Regions from separate parts of the Homo sapiens genome. Here regions 1 and 3 are each linked to region 2. The links are chromatin contacts, found by Hi-C or POLR2A ChIA-PET in ENCODE. All regions are on one chromosome and are shown on one strand. The core of a region is the stretch at or near the end of the contact, and the rest is flanking DNA. Distances in the headings are between cores, read along the strand shown. Region 1 holds the start of SLC38A6 (solute carrier family 38 member 6). Region 2 holds the start of NAA30 (N-alpha-acetyltransferase 30, NatC catalytic subunit). Region 3 holds the start of DDHD1-DT (DDHD1 divergent transcript).

Region 1 (4,361 bases), core at 349-2,848, 3.6 Mb before region 2:
TAGTCACACTTCTGTGTATTTAAGAAGCTATGTAGTAGCCCTCCAAGGTACACACTAGCAACAAGAATAACAAGAAAAATGCTAAAACCCCAGAAATAACTAACTAGAAATTGTATAATAGCAGCTTCTGGAATCTATCTCTCTACTTCTCCGTATATTATCAAAATGGAAAAAAAAATTTGATGCTAAAATATGAAGACTCACCTAAATCCAAAGACACCGGTATTAGCCAAAACATAAGCTAAGCCAAGGATGCCACTTCCCATGATGGCATTCATCAAATTAAACACTGATAAACCAAATGAAACACCTGGGGATCGCTGTCTGTGAAGTTCCTGTAAGCACACAAATTTAGTAGTGTTAAATGTTTGGACGGTGAAGTTAAAATTTCGTAAAGAAATTCCATAAATGAAAGATTATGGAAAAAAGCTGCAAACCACCAGGGTTTGTATGACACACTCGTTGCTTAACCAACACTAATTTCCTTTCCTTTCCTTCCCACCTCCCACTACTGCAGCTCCAGGAATCTAGGGTTTCTTAGGAAAATGATTTCCACCAGTACACAAGACAGGCAGAGTTCAGGAAGGGCCATGACTAACCTTGTGACTGCAAGAGATGAAGATAGGATGGGAATGGAGTGGGGAGAGAGAGGAGGGATAAGGCCTCAGCTCATGTGATTACTAAAGAATTGCTGAGTCAACCTGGGACTGCTGTGGGCAGTTGTTTCTCCTCAATTACTAGGACTGCACAACTAATCTCTACTTATATATCTAATGAATTAGTTCTACCAAACTGGAAGGATGGTCAGGAATATCTTGCAATGACAATATTATAAACAGAAGCAATTCACGTTGTTCTGGCAGTATCCCTGAAAACATCCCCCTCCCCACAAACAGCACCGGGAACAAAGTCCTGGGAACAGTGTCTAGGACTCGAGTTAAAAAGCGGAGTGCCCACTGCACAGGCTTTAGGGTCAGGAACGTGCTATGCACTTACTACCAAGCCACTTCCATTCTACCGCTAAGAATTTCTGTATTAAAATGTTTATTATTTTCCCTCCCCCCATGACTAAGTCGGAAGAGGAAAATCCTGTGACTCTTGCAAAGACCTCACGAGACTGGTGGAGAAAATAAGGTGACAAAAATACTAACTAACAGCAGTGAGTACATAATCCTAGGGCCGCTCATCCCATCATGTTCGCAGCTTCCACTCAACGCTGCATCTCTTCCACCCGACGCTTTTCATCTTTTCTTTCTAGAGTATGCTAGGCTGCTATCACGTTCATAACTGCGCCAATCTCATCTGAATCTCGGCGGCTGCCTTCAGACCCCATCCCCCAGGGTTCAGGCTCCAGCATCTCCCCTGTCCCGGTGCGGTCCTCCTTTTCTGGGTCTTATTTGGCAGGCACTTGAGGGAAGCCGGAGGGCGTCAGCGCGGGGAAGCGAACACAGCCCACTTACGTTGCTTAGCAACGGACTCAACTCTTCGGCCTCCGCTTCTTCAGGCTGCTGGACAGAGACATACCAGCCCCGCTCAGCGTTGAAGCTCCCCCAGGACGCCTCCATGCTGCTCTCCAGCTGACTACCAGTTCCATCTACGAGCCTCTACCCCTGCCCTGCGCTCCAGTCGTCGGTCGCGCCAGAGGCGGAGCTTTGAGCCCGGCCCTTCCGGCATTCCGTACTTCACCAGGGCCTGGAAGGAGAGGAGCGAGTCGACTTGATCTGATGACGCGCGCCCTCTTCGCGGCGAACAGTGATGATGTCATAGAAGACCCGCCCATCCACCCGCGACCCACATCCGATCGGTACCGGAGCGGGAGGTGAGGGGTCGGCTCGCGGATCCAGCTGCAGAGCGACGTGGGGAATTGGAATGGTGCTTTGGTGAGGTGGCGGCCGCGTTAGGGGCTAATGGTCCAGGGGAGGTACCAGCCCGCCCAGGGCTGCTCTCTGCCATGTGCTGCCTGGGCACAGAAACATCGCGAGGTCACCCACCCGCCTAGGTGCTGAGCTTAGTTTCGAGGTTCTGGATAGTAAGGAATGTTTCAAAAGCCTTTCGCCACATTTTACTGGTGGGAAAACCGAGACTTATAGTAATTTATCCAGGGTCACCCAGCTGGTCAGCTGCTAGAACCAATTTGATCTCTGACGGTGAAGTTAGACTTCGTTGCTTTACAGGATTCTGGGACAGGGCCCTTTCCCCTTACAAGTAAATTCTTTGGTATTTTAGAAGACAGTGAATAACTGATACTATGCATATAACAATCAGCAAAGCTCTCGTCCTCAAAATACAGAAGCCTCTAGTTAAAGGCAGGACATGTGGCAGTAAAGCATCGAAAACAAACAACAGAGCAATATATTAAGAACACAAGCACCGAAGTCAGTCAAAACTAGGTTTTAATCCATGTTTAGCCACTTATCAGCTGGGAGACTTTGGGTGGGTTACCTTACGTCTGAGCTTTAGTTTACTTATTTACAAAATGAGGGTGCAATACTGCACACCTCCCAAGATTCATAATGTACATAAAGCATTTAGCGCAGTATCTGACACAATAAGCACCCATGAGACTATCCTAATAAATATCACCACTAGTAATGGTCATGTATAATGACTATTTCATTTACAGATGACCATTTAACTCATACTTCAGTCTTCCAATCCCAAATGTATTATCTAGAAAATTGTGGGTGAAGAGGATCATTGAGTATGGCTAATGGATCACTAAGCCCTCTGAACTGGGAGCAGATGGGTTGAAGGTGTAAATTTAATATATACCACTATTATCTACCACTAATACGACTTCCTGAAGAAGTCATCCTAGTCTGGAAAAGATAGTATACTTCCCACACATCACTAAACGTTTTATTTGTCAGCATTTAGCCCGTTATTTGAGATAGTAGAATTTAGATTTTTATTCTCAAAAGCTGTCGTGTGTGAATTTTTTTTTTTTTTTTTTAAGGATCTTATGGAGGCCATTTGGATTCTCAGGAAGATTTCTGAAACTGGAAAGCCATAGCATAACTGAATCAAAATCGTTGATTCCAGTAGCTTGGACATCCCTGACACAGATGCTTTTGGAAGCACCTGGTATTTTCTTATTGGGTCAAAGAAAAAGATTCTCAACCATGCCAGAAACAGAAACACATGAGAGAGAGACTGAATTGTTTTCACCACCTTCTGATGTCCGAGGCATGACAAAACTTGATAGAACAGCTTTTAAAAAGACAGTCAACATTCCAGTGCTTAAAGTGAGGAAAGAAATAGTCAGTAAATTGATGCGATCCCTAAAAAGGGCAGCATTGCAGCGCCCAGGCATAAGACGTGTGATTGAAGATCCGGAAGATAAAGAAAGTAGACTAATCATGTTGGATCCCTATAAAATATTTACTCATGATTCCTTTGAGAAAGCAGAACTCAGTGTTTTAGAGCAGCTTAATGTCAGTCCACAGATCTCTAAATACAATTTGGAACTAACATATGAACACTTTAAGTCAGAAGAAATCTTGAGAGCTGTGCTTCCTGAAGGTCAAGATGTAACTTCAGGGTTTAGCAGGATTGGACATATTGCACACCTAAACCTTCGAGATCATCAGCTGCCTTTCAAACATTTAATTGGTACGTGTGTCATAGTAATATTCATGTATTTGAAGGGAATTTGCAAATTGTTAATTTTAGCTTTAAAAATTATTTTTTTTAATGCCAAGTTACAGAGGCAGAACATTTTATCATGTTAACTTTAAGCTAGATCTTGAGCTACATACCCTCTTTTGAGGGCCATTTTGAAATATCTTCTTTAGTCATAGCAAGTTCCAAATACTGGTCCAGGCTTTTGTGTACAACAATACATCAGTGTAGATTAAACTTGAATCACATGCTTTGGCAGCTACATTGAGGAGAGATCTTTTTGGTACACAAGACTTGTTAGGCCTTCAGGGCTATGTTAAATACTAGGTTTCATAAATTTGGGTACTTTATAGTCAAAAGTGCAAGATGTTTACTTATGCTTTCATTGATTCAACCAATTGAGCCTCTTCTATATGTCAAGCACCATACTGTCCTGTTACACATTTCTTTTGTTTTTATTGATGAAGGGAGTAATAATGGATAGTGGTAACATAAATACTTAAGCAGATCCTTGTAATTGTGACTGGGTACAAATGTCAAGTCTAGGCTTTCCTGTGAGTCACTGCCTACCCTAACTCAAACATTCCTCTGGCATTCCTATTTTATAAACTTTCTTTCATAGAGGCACTCATACATTAAAAGTGAAACATTTTCATACAGTAGTAATTTTAAAGCTTTTACTATAGACCTTCAGAATAGTTTTTAAAAATTTATAAATTTCATTCCTCATTTCAAACTAA
Region 2 (4,174 bases), core at 297-2,796:
CTGATTATGGTTGTAATCGAGAGACTAATAAGGCCTGTATCTGAACAGAACCATGTTCAAATTAAATGACTGTAAAGTGTTTGAGGATGCGGGCGGGTAATTAAAGACGGTTAAACACGATTATAATCTAATGTAAACAAGACACAAGACCCCCACCCCAGTGAAACACGCCACCATACAGGCTTGCTGCAGTTACACTAGTATCACGTTAACCCGAATCATGAAGTCTTACCTTCAAAACAATTTCATTAAATAACTAGGAATGTGTACAGCACTTGACATCATATAACGTACTATGATACGCAGCAGGAGATATCCACTGCCACATTCTGGGCCCTCACTCCCTGCCCCGCACAGTCTCGATCACTGCTGGGTTCACCCTCTTTTTATTCTATCCACTTACCAAGAAGCACAGCTGTGGCCAGTTGTGGATAAAATATCTATAGGTATAAATGGAGTAGGGTTCGGACAGATCTTTGGTGATCAGTCTCATGATATCGGGCATTTGTAGCTCGGATTCATATCGGACATATCGTATCGTCCGATCCTCCCCAGGCTCAACCTCCCTGCCCGAAGGGCTTCTTAAGCTGCAGTCGGCGGTCAGGGACGAAGACAGCAGCCGCACCTGCTCGTCTTCCTCCTCCTCCTCCTGCTCGGTGCCCTCGGCCAGTCCATTGCGGGCCGCCGCGGGATCGCTCGCCGCCGCTGCCTCCACCGGGCTGGGGACCGCAGTTCTTGCATTACTAGAGAGGGAGTGAGGGGGCCTCTCGCCCGAGTGTACCCCGGCTCCTTTTGTTGCAGTCGCTCTGGGGCCTCCGTCAGGGGTGGCTGTGGTCGCGGCCACCTCTGCTACGCTCAGGACCTTGCTCTTGAGGGAGGCGGCCGCCCGGAGGTGCCGCAGTTCGGGGCTAATCAATCCGTTGAGCTGCTGCTGCTCCTGCGGCGGCTGAGGGCAGCGGAGGCACGGATGCCCCTTGGCCGCCACCGTCGCCGACTCTCCGCCCGCCGGGCTCCTGCTGCCGCCGCCTTCGTGCTCTTCGTCGTCCTCCTCGTCCTCGCTGCAGCAGGCGAGGGCGGCCCCCGCCGGGAAGGGACAGCGGGGCTCGACCGCCGCCGGGGCCGGAGGTGCTGGTGGTGGGAGGAGGCTGCTAGGCCCAGGCGGTACCTCCGCCATCCTAGAAGCGACACAGACCGAGAGGGGAGGCCATGAAACCCGGCCGAGGAGCGCGGAGAACAGGGGGCGACGGATGGGGGGCGGCCGAGGTGGGGGGAACAAAGGCAGAAACCGTCCCTCACGGAGCTGCCCCCCAATTCCCCGCCACCCCCCCGCTCTTCAGCGCCGCCCAGCTGCTCAGCCGGCCACCGTCCCCGTCCGCCCGGGCCCACCCGCCAGCCCTGTCACTCGCGGCCCCTCCTCACGGCTCACCCCGCACGGGTCCCCGCCGCCGCTGCCGCCACTCCTCTTCCTCCGCCACCGCCGCCGCCTCCTTCGCAGCCGCGGCAGCCTCCACAGCCGCCAAGGTTCTCACTCAGCCGCCGTCGCCGTAAAGCGCCTCAGCTGTTAGGCCGGGTAAAGTTTCCTGGGCCTGGCTTTACGACACTTCCCTGCCTGCCGGCTGCCCGGGCCAAGAGAGAGGGGCGTGGAGGGAGGTGACCTGTGGAGGGGCGGGGACAAAGGTGTCTCCTGCGGGCTGCGGGGAAGGCCGCGTGCTAGTGGGTGGGGCTGTGGGGCCGGGAAGTTGCAGAGGGCTTTGGAGTCACAGGCTCCCAAACCCTCTTCCTCGGTTTGGGGGCGCCTCAACCTGCGGTGCTTGCCACGCGGGGCCGGGGAGGGATGGACCGGGCAGGCGCTCCCTGCTTAAAGTCTACCGCGCACTCCGAGCTGTAGCGAATCTCGCCAATTCGGGGCCTGTGGAACAAGCCGTTTACAAGTCACCTAAAAATGCCCTTTTAAAGCTGCACAGCGTTTAATGTTTGCCCTGACCAGGGGCAAGGAGGATGGGGGAGGAGCGATTAAAAATGGAGCAAATCAGAGAAGCCGACCGAAAAAGAAAGGAAGATTTGAGCTGTGAAAATATGGGGATGGCTGTCGAAACGTGGTGGTTTGCAGTGTGAATTAAGTTCAGCTGGCCCTTGCCACTTTGAGGCAAGGGAGTCAGCCCTCTTCCTCTCCCTCCTTACTCTGCTCCTCGCACCCAGTAAAATTGGAGGCAAAAGTGACTGACAGGTGTTGGGCAATTGCTAGCACACCTGGGGAAGGGTTAGAGAGAGGTGGTGAAAGAGAGTGACCAGGGCTAAGAAGCACACTCCTAAACTTGTGACACAAATAGGTTAGGAAGCACTGGTAAACAGGTGGCCTGATCCTCCCAGGGGATCTGCCTATCGAGTGCAAAGGGGATAGAACTTGAGCTTGTGGCTGGGCGCCTTCTGCTCTAGTCCACAATTGACTCCCGGCAGGTCTGAGCTGAGACAGGTAGTGTAACTCACCCGCTCACTGAACAAATTCGGTTTTGTTAAAAACCTGATTTATAGAGCTGGTCTGGTGTGCCGCAGATGGACGTTTTCAATATATAATTCTATGACGGAACACGTTTGCAACTTTTTGCCGTAATCTAAACTCTATGTATAAAGTATTTATTATGCTCGCAGATTCTGTGCCTCTGAAATCCAGACAGAGCACAACTGGGATGGCTTTTCTCTACTCCATTATGCGTAGAGCTTCAGTTGGAAGACTCTAAGGCTGAGGAGTAGAATTATTTGAAAACTTCACTTTCACCGCTGATGGTTGATGCAGGATAAAGGCTGGAGGCCTCAGTTCTAGTCCATGTAGACCTCTCCCGGTGGTCTTTTAGCATTGATTGGTTTGGGCTTTGTCACAGCCTGGTGGCTGGGTTCCACGGCAAGTATCGTGCGAGAAAGTCAATCAGAAGCATATTACCCATTATAACCTAGCCTTAGAAGTCATGTAGTCTCTAGCCAGGTGCGGTGCCTCACGCCTGTAATCCTGGCATTTTGGGAGGCCCAGGCGGGAGGATCTCTTGAGGCCAGGAGTTCGAGACCAGCCTGGCCAACACAGTGAAACCTCATCTCTGCCGAAAAATACAAAAATTAGCCGGGCGTGGTAGCTCATGCCTGTAGTCCCAGCTACTCAGGAGGCTGAGGAGAATCACTTGAACCCGGGAGGCGGAGGTTGCAGTAAGCCGAGATTGCGCCACTGCACTCCAGCCTGGGCAACACAGGGAGACTCCCTCTCATCAAAAAGAAACAAAAAACAAGTTATGTAGTGTCAGTTCTGCTGCATTGTATCTAGGCAGACACAAAATTATATCCAGTTTTGACAGGAGGGGAAATAGACTCTACTCTTGGTGGAGAGAGGCAAGGTTCTCAAAGAGCATATGGGACCAGAAATATTGCTGTGGCCATTTTCAGAATGTATAACTTGCTACAGATACATTGAAAACCTCCTAAACACCTTGATGTGTGGGGGATATAAATGAGATGTATAAGTACAGCGTGATCCCTTTTCTGTCTTTTAAAAAGCACAAAACAAAACCATGTTTCCAAATGTGCATACATTGTTTAAAGATACATGTTTTTCAAAGTTTCTAAGTGTAACCTGGGTAGTCAGCCAATGAAACAATGATCTGTTCAAATCATGGTGGAAAAACTGGCCCAAGAGGCACCAGATAATTCCATAAGAGATGTTTAAGGGTGAATTTTACTTAGAAAAATACCTCTCAGTAATTTACTTTTAAATGTAAGCCCTTCCTAAAAAGCATGTACCTTCACTGTAGTGAATGAATGGCAGCAGGCCTTCCTGTTCTTTCTGTGTTGCAACTTGGCATTGAGCTCTGTCACACTGAGGAGCTGACCAGATGTTGTCTCAAAGTGGTTTTCAGAAAGTCAAGAGTTGTAAGGACCTTCTTGAGGCCAGGGAGTAAATGTTAGTCACTTTGTATTCACATATCAAACACATAAAAGGGAAATTGTTAAGCTTTTTGACTGAAGTACACCAGTCTCTCATTCAGTAACCTAGAATGCTTATAATGACAAAGTAAATTCTGACCTCCTCAATAACTAGTGGGGTAATTCTAATGTCTCAGCCCCAGTGATTTTTCTTTATATCCCAGTATTAAAATTACAATGTTGGCCTTCTAAATCAGATGACATCTCT
Region 3 (4,683 bases), core at 2,059-4,558, 4.2 Mb after region 2:
CTTGCCATATGCCTAATGGGGACAGGAAGGTGGTAGGATACACAGACGAGCTGTTTTAGTCTTTTGTAGTACAAACCAACTGGCTTACCTTTTTTTTTTTCTGCACACCAATAACTCCGTCAGGCTTGATTCCACATGCACCTGTTTCTTGCGGCAGCATGGCCCAGTAATGCCAGAAGTCTGAATCAATCACACTTATTTGCCTTATGTGAAAGAGGCCTTGTCTTGCGTAATTATTAAAATACAATGGAATGCTTTACATAGAGCCATGGAAGTTCAGATAATGCTGTGTCCATTGTACACACTAATGATGTAGAGTGGTGAGGAGCCACCTGACACCTATTCTGGCAGGTGGGGACTAGAATAGATGCCCCAACCCATCTCCCTCTGGTCAGGATCATATTACCTGAGAAGATGATCTAGAAAACAAAAGGAGAGCAGGAACAGGAGGCATTAGATAAAACATGACTTTTTAAAGCAGAAAAGTTGAGAAAAACAACATCATGACCTTTGCCTTGCTATGATGGCTAGGGAGTAAAAAGGAAATAAACACATGCAGTCACATGAAGTTAGATATTGTGCTCTCAAATATCTTCTGAGCACTGTCAGCCTGGGACCCAGTATATGGGTCTGCCATAGCCCAAGCTCACTTCCAAGGGGCAGAAGCAATCTCAGCCCACAAATGTTGATTGACATCTCCCCTCAACAAGGTCTAGACCAAGCTTGCCCAACCTGCAGCCCATGGGCCATATGCAGCCCAGGATGGCTTTGAATGTGGCCCAACACAAATTCATAAACTTTCTTAAAACAGTACGAGATTTTTTCGTGATTTTTTAAGCTCATCAGCTATCATCAGTGTTAGTGTATTTTATGTGTGACCCAAGACAATTCTTCTTCTTCCGATGTGGCCCAGGAAAGCCAAAAGATTACACACACCTGGCTCTAGACCAAGATAACCAGGTCAGCAGAGAATCTAGGATTCCCTTCTTCTGCCACCTGGGTTGTGTTGAGAATCAACATTTCCTTCAAAAATGATCACTCTACCTAAAAGGAGTGTGGCATTTCCCCAGTGAACCACAAGAGGATAATCTTCTCAAAATAACCAAATAAGCACACTTAAAAGTAATAGAAACATTCATTCAATGCAAAGCAGAAAGTACTTTTTTTTTTTTTCCAAGACGGAGTCTCGCTCTGTAGCCCAGGCTGGAGTGCAGTGGCGTGATCTCGGCTCACTACAAGCTCCGCCTCCCGGGTTCACGCCATTCTCCTGCCTCAGCCTCCCGAGTGGCTGGGACTACAGGTGCCCGCCACCACGTCCAGCTAATTTTTTGTATTTTTTTTTAGTAGAGACAGGATTTCACCATGTTAGCCAGGATGGTCTCGATCTCCTGACCTCGTGATCTGCCCGCCTTGGCCTCCCAAAATGCGGGGATTACAGGCGTGAGCCACCGCGCCCGGCCTTAGTACTTCTTTTTTTTTTTTTTTTTTTTTTTTTTTTTTTTTTTAACAGAGGATAATGTTAACGGAAATTGTGTAGTCAAGAGTTAAAATCTGGCCAAAATAATCTGACCAGATAGTTATATAGTTAGGCTACATTCTATCAAGAAACATAAAGGAATAGAGATATTTTAAATGTTGTGATATTCCTTATTTATAATCCCCTTCATAGTACTTTTCATACTGTACTATAATATAATGTATCTGTTTACTTGTCTGTATCCCCCTCTAGGCTGTAAGTTCCTTGAAGAAAGAAAGAACTCTCTCCCATTCTCTCTTATAGTAGAAGTTAGCATAGAGGTGCCTGGCATATAGGTGGCCAGACACCTATTCAAACCCTGTAGAATGAATGCTTTTACAGCTAGTAAACAGACCAAAGCCCATACCCAATATCATATGCTGCATATTGTCAATAGAAATACTGGAGGAGCAACTGGGAAGCAGGCACTCAGAAATTTTTTTTGAGTGGTAAAGAGGGTCCTGATCTTAGATGCTTTCAGTCAGAGCTGCAGTATACAGTTGGATAGGTTGTTCACTGCACAAGGTTAACCAGCTAAGGGCACTAATTGGGGCAGAAAATCCAGCCTGTATTCTACTTGACAAGCCATCAACTCCAACACCGCTCTGTATCTGCCCACAGGAAGCAATGCCTTTTTTCAAATTCCTACAAAGGCCCTGTACAAACTTCAGATAGTCTTGATTTAAATAATGACAGAGTAATAATGTCTGACAGGTTACATCTCAGGAGCAAGAAAAATTGCCCTACCAATCTGATTCCACCAGAGAGTAAAAGAAATAGTGAAGACTGTCTATTCTTAAAATGAAAACACTGAGGTTGGAGATGGTTTTTCTCTGGATTCTCAACATAGGGTGATGTGCTTACAAAATAATTTTTTTTAAATAAAAAAGACCCACATAAGGGAGCCTCTGTATTCAACTTGATCCCAGAATATGAGTTACAGAATCAGAGATGCATAAAAATCTGGAAGAAACCTTAAAGTTCATAGAATTCCATTGCTAGAAGGAACTTTAGATATCATCTGGTCCAAGAATCTTAATTTTACAGATGAGGAAACCAAAAAGATCAGGAAGATTATGTGATTTGCCTGTGGATGGTTAGCAAAGCTAAATCTAGAACCTGGTTGTTTTCTACCTCTCAATCGAACACTCTTTACCACAGCTGGTTGGACTTGACATCATTATAATCAACTAAGACTGATTGCGCACCCACTGTGTGGGAGAGGCTGACATGGACTTGGTTTCCATCAAGGGCCTAGCAATGAGGTTGAGAAAACAGGAAATCCAAGCATCAAAAGATAAGTAATAATATGAGATGGCATATGAAGCAAGGTTTAGATTCCAGTTTCCCAGTGGGAGTGGTGACACCAAGGTGAGTGATGGGTGTGGGGTGGAGTGCCCTCGTATCCACCCACCTATGCGTCCTGGTTCTGTCTGGAGGCACCAGGGCCAGGTGACAAAACGTCCAGGCGAGGCCGCAGTAGGGCCTAAGGTCAAAAAGAGCAATGCTGAATCCTACATCCTGGGGCCCTCCTAACACGTAGCTTAAGGCTCTGGGCTCATGACCCACATTGTAAGGATGAGTGGGGTAAAGCCTATCCACATCTGGGCTGTGAATTCCAGAAGCGGGGGACCGAGGCAGCTGTGCATGAAGACCGCAAGGAAGGAGGAAGGGAGCCGAGGAGGCCCAAGAGCGGCGGGCGACCTGACACCACCCTGCCCTCCCAGCCAGAGGGGCAGGGGGGAACCCCGCGCGCGGCGCCGGTGCAGCCCGGGCTTCCGGGGCGGCGCACGCGGCCGGGGGGCGGGGCGGGGGCCGAAGCACCGCCTACGTCGGGCTGCGTGACAATGGGGCCGGCGGCAGAACGCAGCTGCGGCGGCTGCGGGTCTCGTGGGGGCGGAGCGGTCGCCGCTGCCGCCGCAGCTCGGGTCGGGATTTGAAAGATTAGAAACTTCGGGTGGAGAGGGCGGCGGCGTTGAATGTGTGGCGGAAGCGCTGGGGGTCACGGCTCCGCGCGCCGCCGGACAGCCGGCGGCGTCTCCACAGCATGAATTACCCGGGCCGCGGGTCCCCACGGAGCCCCGAGCATAACGGCCGAGGCGGCGGCGGCGGCGCCTGGGAGCTGGGCTCAGACGCGAGGCCAGCGTTCGGCGGCGGCGTCTGCTGCTTCGAGCACCTGCCCGGCGGGGACCCGGACGACGGCGACGTGCCCCTGGCCCTGCTGCGCGGGGAACCCGGGCTGCATTTGGCGCCGGGCACCGACGACCACAACCACCACCTCGCGCTGGACCCCTGCCTCAGTGACGAGAACTATGACTTCAGCTCCGCCGAGTCGGGCTCCTCGCTGCGCTACTACAGCGAGGGTGAGAGCGGCGGCGGCGGCAGCTCCTTGTCGCTGCACCCGCCGCAGCAGCCTCCGCTGGTCCCGACGAACTCGGGGGGCGGCGGCGCGACAGGAGGGTCCCCCGGGGAAAGGAAACGTACCCGGCTTGGCGGCCCGGCGGCCCGGCACCGCTATGAGGTAGTGACGGAGCTGGGCCCGGAGGAGGTACGCTGGTTCTACAAGGAGGACAAGAAGACCTGGAAGCCCTTCATCGGCTACGACTCGCTCCGCATCGAGCTCGCCTTCCGGACCCTGCTGCAGACCACGGGTGCCCGGCCCCAGGGCGGGGACCGGGACGGCGACCATGTGTGCTCCCCCACGGGCCCAGCCTCCAGTTCCGGAGAAGATGACGATGAGGACCGCGCCTGCGGCTTCTGCCAGAGTACGACGGGGCACGAGCCGGAGATGGTGGAGCTTGTGAACATCGAGCCTGTGTGCGTGCGGGGCGGCCTCTACGAGGTGGATGTGACCCAAGGAGAGTGCTACCCGGTGTACTGGAACCGTGAGTAGCGGGCCGGGGTTAGGGCAGGACGGGCTGCCCCTGCATGGGCCGATGCGCACCGGTGTGGGTTTGGGACTGGTCGCCGCGAAGAGGGAGGCGCGTGAGGCCTGGCGTTTGGCTGGGGCAGGATGGAGATTGAGCAGGGAGCGTCGGCAGCTGAAGGGTAAACGAGCAGATGGCAAAACCCAAGCTGCCTGGGGTCAGGAGGACTGGATACCTTCGGGGGTAGCGCCTCCTGGGTGAGCCGGGTGCTGCTGCCATCCCCTGGAAGTGATCCAGGAC

Evidence for each region. A loop is a pair of places that touch in the nucleus more often than their neighbours do. ChIA-PET counts read pairs that join two places held with the same protein, here RNA polymerase II (POLR2A). Pooled maps may share reads with other maps.
Region 1: a pooled map shows a loop between it and region 2 (19-fold over the local background). The contact joins the promoter of SLC38A6 here to the promoter of NAA30 in region 2. A Hi-C loop is called at or near these places in 6 of 50 pooled maps. POLR2A ChIA-PET finds 5 or more read pairs at or near these places in 2 of 52 experiments (Caco-2 and IMR-90).
Region 3: a loop to region 2 is called in a map of B cell, with 20 times the contacts of the local background. The contact joins the promoter of DDHD1-DT here to the promoter of NAA30 in region 2. A Hi-C loop is called at or near these places in 2 of 168 maps with a recorded cell type or tissue (B cell and CD4-positive, alpha-beta T cell) and 7 of 50 pooled maps. POLR2A ChIA-PET finds 5 or more read pairs at or near these places in 2 of 52 experiments (T-cell and naive thymus-derived CD4-positive, alpha-beta T cell).

Annotation. Positions count from the first base shown.
Region 1 is chr14:60,978,482-60,982,842 of GRCh38, reverse strand. SLC38A6 (solute carrier family 38 member 6) reads right to left here and starts at 1,598. Exons shown (of 16, transcript NM_153811.3): 1 at 1,461-1,598; 2 at 205-335. The coding sequence starts at 1,565. It overlaps TRMT5 (tRNA methyltransferase 5), which reads left to right and starts at 1,764. Exons shown (of 5, transcript NM_020810.3): 1 at 1,764-1,880; 2 at 2,957-3,612. The coding sequence starts at 1,870. RefSeq lists an enhancer at 1,495-1,874.
Region 2 is chr14:57,387,958-57,392,131 of GRCh38, reverse strand. NAA30 (N-alpha-acetyltransferase 30, NatC catalytic subunit) reads right to left here and starts at 1,546. Exons shown (of 5, transcript NM_001011713.3): 1 at 1,427-1,546; 2 at 404-1,175. The coding sequence starts at 1,174. RefSeq lists silencers at 1,019-1,168, 1,299-1,438 and an enhancer at 567-1,562.
Region 3 is chr14:53,151,979-53,156,661 of GRCh38, reverse strand. DDHD1-DT (DDHD1 divergent transcript) reads right to left here and starts at 3,308. Exons shown (of 3, transcript NR_110062.1): 1 at 2,931-3,308; 2 at 89-419. DDHD1 (DDHD domain containing 1) reads left to right here and starts at 3,339. Exons shown (of 13, transcript NM_001160148.2): 1 at 3,339-4,401. The coding sequence starts at 3,564. RefSeq lists a silencer at 3,164-3,493 and enhancers at 4,314-4,513, 4,534-4,583.